Regions from separate parts of the Homo sapiens genome. Here region 1 is linked to region 2. A link is a contact called in ENCODE Hi-C or POLR2A ChIA-PET data. All regions are on one chromosome and are shown on one strand. Each heading gives the region's core, a stretch centred on a gene start or an enhancer-like site at or near the end of the contact. The rest is flanking DNA. Distances are from core to core; before and after follow the strand shown. Region 1 overlaps VWA3B (von Willebrand factor A domain containing 3B). Region 2 has its middle 30 kb from the start of ZAP70.

Region 1 (5,414 bases), core at 701-3,200, 540 kb before region 2:
CCCTTCAAGTCATTCATACGCCTGTAAGTTCACTGGAAAGGACAAGGACAGATACTAAAGAACATTGTAAAAGTAATTCATGTTGGCTGTGAACGGTGACTCACACTTGTAATCCCAGCACTTTTGGTGGCTGAGGCGGGTGAATCCCTTGAGGCCAGGAGTTTGAGACCAGCCTGGCCAACATGGCAAAACCCTGTCTCTACTAAAAAAACACAAAAATTAGCTGGGTGTGGTGCCGTGCGCCTGTAATCCCAGCTACTCAGGAGGCGAGGCACAAGAATTACTTAAACCTGGAAGGCGGAAGTTGCAGTGAGCCGAGATCATACCACTGCACTCCAGCCTGGGTGATAGAGTGAGACTTTGTCTCAAAAAAAAAAAAAAAAAAAAAAAGTAATTCATGTTTACTCTGCTTTGTTTCCAACTGTTATTACTATTGGCAAGAATTCATTTCTGGTTGATTCCACAGCATGGGACTTTATGGAAGGAATTATTCACCATGGCCTACATGATGATTCATTTGCATCATGGCACAGTCAGTTGAACTATACCACAGATGAAGCACAATGGCCAGCTTCAGTATAATGGTTCATCCCACAGAAACAGAACATAGGCTTCCCAGGATGAAAAGACATCTCCCCAGGGCAGCTAGAGGTGCCATCCCTTCAGCCAGAATATTGACAACTTTGTTCCAGAAAGATGACATCCTGCTGGTTTTGAATTTTGCCAAAGACTTCGGGGTGCCGTACAGTTAACGTCAAAGAACGTCTCCCAACTCCATTTCTTTTCTGCCATACCTCGCCTATACATGCACACAAAATACATGCAAACTACCGAGGTCTAAAAAGAAACCCATGGGTGATGAAAGTCAGAGGGAATAGAGAGACAGCAGGAAAGGCTAGCTCTCAAACAAATAAGCCAACATATGTTTAGACTCAGGCACACAAGAATAGCCGCCCACCAGTTTCAGTGAGGAAGTCCCACGAGCAATGACACCAGCAGGAGGGATGCTGTGTGCTAAGTAATTTGATTTAGCCTTGTCTACAAAATTCAGATAATCCAATTCACCTCCTTGTCAGATTCAATCTCGGTGATATGGACGAGGGCCCCAAATGGTGTGACCCTCTTTTCATTTCGTGACTTAATTTCAAGGTCATGCTCTTGGACATGGTGGTGGAGATAGTGAAATGACTAAAGGTTTGATGCTTTAAAATTTTCCATGTAACAAGCAGCATACTTCTACACTAGGTACAGAACACATTTCTACAAATTAACTAGAACTAATCTTTGGCTCAAAATCTTGTTAAAAACACCCACTACTAAATACTTTTCCTGCCCTAAATCATTGAACTCCAGCATATACAATCCCCTAATTGTCGTAACAGCAGCTCCAACATGCTTCTTTGTCCACGTTTGTCCTTAAGGCCATGTAAAGTCTGTCACTGCTCTAATCAAAGGAATGTGTGTAGGTTCAGACAGGTGCTGACCTTTCCCCTTTCTAGGACACTTAATTAAAAGACCGGGACATTTGCAAACTGTCTCTGTGAATAATTCAACTCCCTTTAAAACCTTGGTGAACAGGACAGGGCTAACCTGAAGCGTTTGGGAACTCACTCTCTCCCCGCTCATTTAGATTTAGAGGGATTTCATCCACCCAGAAAGTATCCAGACTCTGCATCCCTTTGAAAAATGGACTGGAGAGAGAATGAGAAAAGAGCTTACAGGAAAATAGAAATCAGGAGTGGCAAACTCCTGCCCAGCATCTCCGGGGCGGGGAGCGAGTGGCCCATGGCAAACGAATTAGTGCCTTCCTTCCCAGGGCATTTGCACTTTAACAGAAGGCAAATATTGTGCTAAAGAAGTGAAGCTCTAAGTGGAATTTCCTGCATGAGCCCTGAAGAAGCAGCAAGGTCTTCTTGTGAGCTGCTATCAAGTACGGCACATCTGGGCGGGGGCTCAAGGGAAAGCTGGCAGTGCTGCCTGGCCGGCCAAGGCTTAAGGGGGTTTTGATCCCCTTCCTTTCCAGTAGTCTTAGGCACTTAGCCTTGCCTTAAAAACCAAAGGGATGTAGAGGAGTGCTTTGTGAGGTTTTCCCCCGCCTCCCCAGGGCATAGCATAACTCGTGAAAACACACAGCCAGTAACACGCATCCCAAAACCCCAGTGCAGTTTCCACCTCCCTCTCCAGGCGCTGCTTCCTGAGCCCGGCACAGGCCTGGTGAGCGGTCTGGCCTCAGCCTCATCCCAGCTGGTAGCGCTTTGTGCCGTGCGAATGGCTAAGAGGCACAAGAAACACTTCCACAGACAGATCCCCGAACCAGGAAACATTCCTTCCCCTCCCTGACCCCAGGGCAGCACCGGGGTGTGGAGAACAGTTAATCACCCTGAAAGCAAAACCTCCAGTCAAACATTAACAAATAGCTACCTCAAAGCTTTGCTGAAAATAAACTTGTGTGTTTTTTTTCTCTCTCTCTCTTTCTTTTCTTTGTGGCAGCAAAGGAATCTAATAAACATATACTATATTCCAAACAGAAAAACAAAAAAATCCAAAACTATTTCCCTATCTTGAAAGTAAACCTGCAACGTCATCTCAGGAAATATTCCCTTATTGCTCTTTTAGGAAAAAACACACAAACAAACAAAGAGAGAAAAATTTGAAGTGTGTTACATATTTATATCTGGAAATCACCAAAGCTTGGGATTTGTAATTTCGCGTTCCTGATACAGTTATTCATTTCCCGCTACTCCGGAGATGAACAAAAGCCACACTTGGGAGCCACTTTCGTGGCACTGCCTTGACGTATGAACCACTACCAGCCACCTACTTTACACAAACATCTCACACGAGACTGGTGTGCAAATGAATTCTGAGTCTTTAAGAAAACTTTTCAAGACATCCACTCCTCTGGGCTGGCTATTCCGCCCCCACTCACGCATCCCCCTTGCTCTCTGCCCTTCCTTGCCCTGCTCTGTACCCCCAGAGGCTGGCCCCCAGGGAACACACCACCCTATCTCCCTAATTTTTGCTGTCTTGAGGCACGCGCCAAGCTCAGAAGGCAGGAGGAAGCCGGGGTATTGGTGTCCTGCCCACTCCCTGCTCTTTCTCTCTAGGGCTCCAGGAACACGCTTTCCTTCCCTTGCCCCTTTAAGTCTGGGGATGATAACAGCTTCCTGCTATTGCTTGTCCTGGGGTCCTGCAATATCCCACGGACTGCCTTAGACTGACCTTCACTTCTGCAAAGAGTTCCTTCATTAACGTTTCTTCACTTGTGCTGAATGAATTGGATTCTGCTTCCTGAGTGGCCCCTGCTAAGCCCTCTACACTCCGTTTTCTTCCTCCAGACAGGGAGGGCAAATCTGTCCCCAGATCTGTTTAGGGTGCTTGGGTAGAATTCATGGTTGGGAACAAAGACAAATGTAGAGGCAGGAGAGTGCTGGCATCTGCCCAGCCGAATCTCCAGCGAGGAGGGTGCCTTTAGCTTCAGAATGAAAAGACAGCCTGGTTCTAAGTTTTTGTCACCTCAGGGATCCCCAGAGTTGACACCCACCTTCCCATTCCTGAACATCAGGACATGAGACAGAAGACTTCTTAGAAAATAGAGTTTGGGGATATTTTCCCCCTTCTTTCAGTTTCCTCCAGTGACTGGTGTTTCTGAGCAGGATTCTCTCCTTAAAGCCCCATCTAACCCCTAGATAAACGTGGCACAGTAATGAAGGGCTTCATTTTCTCTTTGTCATCCTCTCACTGCCTCTGGGATTTCAGCTTCACTCTGGCCACATGCCCTGGAGGCCCATCAGGGGTCCCACTTCCAGATGCTAAACCATCACTGCAGTGCTGTCTGAGGACGGCATGGTCTGAATGTGCACACATCACTTCTGTGTGATGGTAACATCACCAGTGCACACCCCAGACTTGTTAACTTCCTGCCCACTGATATGGACAGGAGGCAGGGAAATACTGGGTAGAAGGCAGCAGTCCCCAGTGAGGGCCCCACTCTCAAGCCTGGACCCACATTCCTGTTTTCCTTCTCGAATGTTGCCTTTTTCAAAACCACTCTGGCCCACACCACCCCCCCATCCTGTACCCATAAAAACTCCAGGCTCCACTGGCAGTGGAGTAGCAGAGATGGAGAAAAGAGAAGCAGCAGCCTGACGTCGTTGAGAAGCAGCTTGACTTCAGGGGGATGGCTTGATGGCGGGACCTCAGAGAAGAGTGTGGCCAGTGATGGCTGAACCCCAGGGGAAGACCACCTTCCCACTCCATCCCCTTTCTAGCTCTCCATCCTGCTGAGAGTCACTTTCATCAGCAATAAAATTCCCTGTATTTACCATCTTCAATTTGTTCGTGTGACCTGATTCTTCCTGCATGCTGAACAAGAGCTAGGGATACAGCGGGCTGTCACACCAAGGAGTTAAACACTTAGCCATCTGTGGACAGCAACACTAAAGGAGCACGGTAACACACGCCCTCTGGGGCTCCAGGGGTTGTGGGTACTCCTCTAGAAGCTGCCTTGGGGCCACACAGAGTTCTGCTCCTGCCGGCACCCAGAAGTACTCATCTTGGCCCCTGCACCCACTCACCTGCGTGCTCCCTCTCCCGAGAGGGGCTGAGAGCCACGGGCTGAGTAAACAAGCCACCCTCTTTGCAAGTCCCATGAAGGGGTCAGGGAAAATTTCCTGTCTCAACATCAGTAGATCTTGTTCCACTGGAGAACAGTTCACAGCCACTAGGGAGCTAGTCTTCCCAACAGACCTGAATATCAGCAAAACAGACTAAAGTTTTTACTAGTGGAATTGGAAAGGCCGACTAGTCAGTTAGGGTGTAATGCCTCACACCTCCCGTTAATGGACTGTAAAAAAAAAAAAGTTACAATTGAAGAATGACAATTGGTTCATTTACTATCTGGGACACAGATAACAGCCGTATATATTCTGAGTTTATTTTACATAACTGATAACTGAAAGACACTTTCCTCTGTCTCCCCAGCTAACATCTTCCTGCATGTATAGTGTCAAAGTCACAACCCAACAGAATGTTCTCAACAGCAAATGATCTCTTCTCTTCCTTCTCCTAATTCCACCTCATCCAGCCTCGCCCATGCCTGCCTCCCTGTGTGCATTTTCCTAACGCTCTCTTTCTCCCGGAGCAGAGCACTCAATTCCCCACCCCTGAAGGCCATAGGCTCCAGCTTCCTTGCCAGTCACGGCTTTGAGAAGGAAACGTGTGCAGCCAGTGGTGTGGGTAACTTTCCACGGCCTCCTTTAGAGCTGCTTTCAGCTTAAAAATATTTTCTACCTCCAGATTTTCCAAAGCAGTCAAGGTTATGGGTGAGAGAGCCTTTTTGATCTTTCTGGGCCAAAGGATTTGCCCTGGAGAACAATCTTTATTTATTCAGAAAATGTTGGAGGACAGCACAG
Region 2 (5,587 bases), core at 2,680-5,179:
GGTTTTTTTAAGCTATTTTTAAAATTGTAGTAAAACATATTTAATAATATTTGTCATTTTAACTTTCTAGGTGCACAATTCAGTGTCAATTACATTCACAGTGTTGTGCAACCATCACCCCTATCTATTTCCGAACTTTTCCATCATTCCCAACAGAAACTCTGTAAACGTGAATCCATGATTCCTCATTGCCTACTCCCCCCAGCTCCTGGTAACTTCTATCTGCTTCCCGTCTCTATGAATTTGCCTGTTCTAGATATTTCCTGTAAGTGGAACCATACGATGTTTGTCCTTTTGTGTCTGGCTTCTTTCACTAGCATATTTTCAAGTTTCCTCCATGCTGTAGCAGGCAAGAGAGTTTCCCTCTTGTTTCAGCTGGATAATGTTCCATCAGCTGGATAATGTTCCATGGAATGTATACACCTCATTTTGTTTATCCATTCATCATTTGATGGACATTTGGGTTGTTTCAACCTTTTGGCTATCGTGAATGATGCTGCAGTGAACATTGGTTTACTATTATCTGAGACCTTGTTTTCAATTCACTGGGGTGTATACTTAAAAGTGAACTGCCGGGTCGATGGTCAGCCCATGTTTAGCCTTGTAGGGAAACATCAAACTGCTTTCCACAGAGGCTGCACCATCTCACATCCCCACCCACAGTGTGTGAGGGTTCCAATTTCGCCACACCCTCAGCAGCCGTAGTTACGGTGTGTGCACACGGCCATCCTAGGAGGTGTGAGGTGTGGCTTGTCACTGTGGTTTTTATTTTCATTTCTCTTATGATTAATGAAGTTCACATTTCATGTGTTTGTTAACCATTTGTATAGCATCTGTGGAGAAATGTCTGTTCGAGTCTTTTGCCCAGTTAATTGAGTTGGATATTTTTTTGTTGTTGGATTGTAGGAATTCTTTATGCATTCTAAACACTAAATCCTTATCAGATAAATGATTTGCTAACATTTTTCTCATTCTCTGGGCTACCCTTTGATGATGTCCTTTAATTTAAAAATTAAAAGGTTTTTTGGCCAGGCACAGTGGCTCATGCCTGTAATCCCAGCACTTTGGGAGGCCAAGGCAGGTGGATCACCTGAGGTCAGGAGTTCGAGACCAGCCTGGCCAACATGGTGAAACCCCATCTCTACTAAGAAGACAAAAATTAGCTGGTCATGGTGATGGACACCTGCAATCCCAGCTACTCAGGAGGCTGAGGCTGGAAGATTGCTTGAGCCCGGGAGGCAGAGATTGTAGTGAGCCGAGATTGCACCACTGCAGTCCAGCCTGGGGGACAGAGCGAGACTCCGTCTCAAAAAAACAATAAAACAAATAAAAATTAAAAACAAAAAGTAAAAGATTTTTATATTGATCAAGTTCAGTTTATCTATTTTTCTTTTATTGCTTGTGCTTGGAGTGTTATACCTGAGAATCCACTGCGAAATCCAAAAATATTTACCTCTTTGTTTTCTTAAGAGTTTTACAGTTTGGGCTCTTATATTTAATATTTAGGTCATTGATCCATTTTAGTTAGTTTTTTTATATGTGTGAGATAGAGGTCTGACTTTTTGTTTGTTTTGTTTGTGGAAATCAAGTTGTCCTGGTACCATTTGTTGAAGGGATTATTCTTTACCCCAATGAACAGACTTTGCAGCTGTGTCACCTTCCCTGGATCCTTCCCTGTTATTCTCTGTTCTCTTTTTCAGACCATGGAGAAGCTCTCCTCCCTCTGGCCCATGAAACCTTTCAGGAATTTGATGGATCAGCTATCACATTCCCCTGGCCCCATCCCCAGTTTGCTTTCCTCCATGGAAGGAAGTAATATTTAATAAGCAGCTACTAAGTGCTAAACTAATGCATTGTTTCACTTCACATCACTACTCAGAAAGGTAAACACAGTTATTATCACCATGTGACAAATGAGAAGACTGAAGCTCCCCAAGGTTAAGTAACCTCCCTGAGGTCTCACAGCCAGACTGCAGAGTCCAGGGCCTTGTCATATTATACCGAGCTAATCTGCCAGTTTTGGTTTTTTTCACTTCGTCCACCAGAACAAAATTTTGAGTTTATTTAGCGTGTCTACAGGGTAGAGGCCATTCTCCCAGCTCTCTGAGGAAGAAGGTGTCCAGGGAATGCAGAGCTAGCAATGAGTCAGAGCTGAGGGGAGCACCGGGCCAGGGCCTGCCGAGGAGCGGGGAGTGGATAGGGTTTCGCTGGGTTCAAATTCTCCCTCCTAGCTGTGTGGACTGGGGCAAGTCAGGCCACCTCCCTGAACTTCCGGTGCCTCATCTGTGAAATGTTTACAGATGGTGAAATTGGACTTTCATTCAAGATGGCAGACCAAGTACACATAGAAACCATTCTTCAAACACTTAGCAATGACAGGAAAATACCAGGTATACAAGAGACCACTGCAGAGATGCCCAGAGACAAGGGTTGAAGCCCCCCACCACCTACCCATTAGGAGGCTAGTACCAATGCAGGGCCCCCTAATGTATGAAGCCAAGAGCACAGGCTCTCATATACAGCCCTTACAAGATACACATGCAAGAAATATTCTGAAGAGACAATGGATTCACAACCACTTCATGAAATTTCCACAAACTCCCCAACTGGAAGAATTTACGTCTGAGGAAATAGAGAATAATAGTGCAACCTTAAAAGAATTTTGCAATAAATATATTAAAAACTCAAAGAGATAAAGAAGGGAATAACAGCCATAAACAAGAACAGGAGGCCGGGTGCAGTGGCTCATGCCTGTAATCTCAACACTTTGGGAGGCCGAGGCGGGTGGATCACCTGAGATCAGGAGTTCAAGACCAGCCTGACCAATATGGTGAAACCCTATCTCTACTAAAAATACAAAAATTAGCTGGGCATGGTGGCGGGTGCCTGTAGTCCCAGCTACTCAGGAGGCTGAGGCAGGAGAATCGCTTGAACCCGGAACGTGGAGATTGCAGTGAGCCAAGATCGCGCCATTGCACTCCAGCCTGGGCAACAAGAGCAAAACTTTATCTCAAAGAAAAGAAAGAACAGGAGACTATGAGACAAAAGCAGGCAGATATAAGAAAGAACCAGGAGCTCATATGTGAAAAGTTTCATTGCTAGAATAAAAACTCCACAGAAGCGGAAGTGGAGAGCCAGAGGTGGGAGGGATTTAACAAGGCCACATGGGATTTTAGTGGCAGCCACGGAGCCAGAACCAAGGCCTAACTCAGGAGTTTGGTTCCGAGGAGGATGAATGTATGTGCTTTCTTCTCCCTTTTTTTCTTTCCCATTTCTCTCCCTGAAGTATAAGGTTGGTGCTGAGCTGAACACCACAGCCCCTTCCTAGATGAGAAACAGGGCTTCCATGCCTTGATTGGGCAGGGTGGGACAAAGAGTTTTGCCTCAAGATGGAGAGCTAACAACCTCTGTCCTCTAGAACATGAATTAAACAGAACCTTAATGTCTACAGAGGAGTTTGTTAAATGAAGCCCAGAAAAGCTGCCAATAGAGTTGCCTCTTACATATTGGCCTTGGGATAGTGGGCATGTTGGGTCTGTAAACCAAGTCCTCAGAGCCTTGGTTTCCTCAACTGTAAAATGGGTTCAAGAGTCCCCACCCCAGGCAGATGTTTTGAGAATTAAACAGGAAGTTGTGTGTTCGAGGCACCCAGCACATCAGAATTGCCTCCCACAAATACCTTCCTGGGGCTTCACAGCCCTCTAATTTGAGCTCAGAGATACCTCAGACAAGGACAAAGCTACAGGCACATGGGACCCCAGCCTCCAACAGAGAAGAGAGAAATTTGAAACCCTGAAGGGACAAAAGGTGAATGGAAGCAGAACAGGAAACTGATTCACCATATCCTCACCCATGTGGCCACAGGGCAGCCTACGCCCTTGGCCTTTTGCTCAGAGCAGAGGATGGGGCCTGAGAAGGTGCGAGCTCTGTGCTGGGCATGAGGCCATGAGACGTTCACAGCAAGAGGTGGCATCTGTCAAGCTGGCGCACATCTGAAAACACTGCTCAACTTCGCCACTTACAAGAGAAATGCTAATTTGTCTTAATTTACACAATAAGATATTTTTCCCATCTAAAATTAAAAAATGTTTTTAAAATGGTAAAACCCAATGCTAGGAAGCCGTGGACCTGGTAGATGGAGATGTTAGTTGCTTCCTGGCCAAGGAGTCAGGAAATATGAAACAAAGAGGATGTTACTGACCTCCCATCTTGATCACCGCACCAGGCCTTGCGTTTTCTTCCCATTTCCAAACTCAGCCTTCCAGCCCCGCCAAAACCTCTCTTTGTTTCCAGAAGGACATTCTCTCCCACTACACACTATTCCTGCTCCCTGGGATACTTTCTTTACGGTCCCCAACCAAATGTCACTCACCCTTCAGAACTCAGCTAAGGCGTTCCCTCCTACAGGAAGCCCACCAGATTGGCCCCTCTCAGCTGGCTCAGGAGCTTCTCTGGACCTCCAGGGCCCAGTGGGCTGCCACCATGCCAGTGGTTATCACCCTGAGCCTGTGTGCCTCATGACACACGTCTGGAATAGGCACATGATCAATAGAGGAGGAGTGAGATATTTGGAGAAGAGGTGTGCTCTGTATGGTCTTGGAACGGTAAAGGGAATGGGGGTCAAGGTTGGTGTCAGCAGCTGGAAAACCTTTCTAAGAATTGTAACTCACTTACCAGCCCAGGCTGCGTTGAGAGGTAATGGATGAGCTGCCCATCACAGGAGGTGTGCAAGCAGTGATCAGAAACTGCGTCCCTCAGCCCCTCTCCTCCATACCCAGGGAGCCTGGGCGGGGAGCTTTCCTAGCGGACATCACCCGGGAGGGAACGGGGAGCTTTCCTCGGGGACATCACCTGGGGGGGACGGGGAGCTTTCCTAGCGGACATCACCCGGGAGGGGACGGGGAGCTTTCCTAGGGGACATCACCCCGGGGGACGGGGAGCTTTCCTAGGGGACATCACCGGTGGGGACGGGGAGAGCTTTCCAGGCAGCGGCAGCGGTGAATGCAGAGGCCCAGAGGGGAGTCCGCGTGGGCGCTGGAAACCCTGGAGGAGGGTGAAGGGGCTTGGTCAGAGCCGCCAAGAGAAAAGATCCTGCAAGCACCTTCCAGGGGACTGTTGGGAAAAAGCTGAGTGTTGGGAGGGAAACTGAGATGGGGCTTGCATGACTGAAATAATGGCCTCTGGAACGTGTCTAGACTTGCTGGCTCCTTGCTTCTAGCCTTCCTAGGCTCCTAGATCGATTGTATTCCCATTATCTCAAGTAGCAGAACATGTTCCGTAGAAAAGCTAAACCATCACAGCTGTAAATCATGTGCTTAATGCAACGTGTCCTTTTGACAGCCACATTCTCACCACCTGTTTCTTTGTTGGATTACAAATAAATACCGTGGGCTCCCAGAGCTCAGGGTCTTCGCAGCCTCCATGATGGCGATGACCCCCTGGTGTCCCACTTTTATCTCTCAAACTGTCTTTTTCTCAATCCTTTGACTCTGCCGGACTTTGTCACCCCCACGACCTGGTGTTGGGTCTGATCACCCCAACAGGGGACAGGAATGGGGACCTGGAGGTGAGGGCCTGAGGTCGTGCT

Evidence for each region. Hi-C counts contacts between places; a loop is a spot of excess contacts on that map. ChIA-PET counts read pairs that join two places held with the same protein, here RNA polymerase II (POLR2A). Pooled maps may share reads with other maps.
Region 1: a map with no recorded cell type shows a loop between it and region 2 (3-fold over the local background). The contact joins two enhancer-like sites. A Hi-C loop is called at or near these places in 4 of 168 maps with a recorded cell type or tissue (Caco-2, GM12878, HepG2 and 1 more), 11 of 37 single-sample maps with no recorded cell type and 12 of 50 pooled maps. POLR2A ChIA-PET finds 5 or more read pairs at or near these places in 1 of 52 experiments (OCI-LY7).

Annotation. Positions count from the first base shown.
Region 1 is chr2:98,277,409-98,282,822 of GRCh38, reverse strand. All of the region lies in intron 22 of VWA3B (von Willebrand factor A domain containing 3B), which reads right to left. Among named protein-coding and RNA genes, the nearest start is that of CNGA3, 66 kb to the left of the region's middle. RefSeq lists an enhancer at 2,122-2,622. Within about 2 kb of position 1,950, at least 3 of the 41 ENCODE cell types and tissues checked have a DNase peak (open chromatin) inside an H3K27ac peak, as active enhancers do.
Region 2 is chr2:97,740,778-97,746,364 of GRCh38, reverse strand. It overlaps a transcript of ZAP70 not described here. Among named protein-coding and RNA genes, the nearest start is that of ZAP70, 30 kb to the right of the region's middle. RefSeq lists a silencer at 615-724. Within about 2 kb of position 3,929, at least 5 of the 41 ENCODE cell types and tissues checked have a DNase peak (open chromatin) inside an H3K27ac peak, as active enhancers do.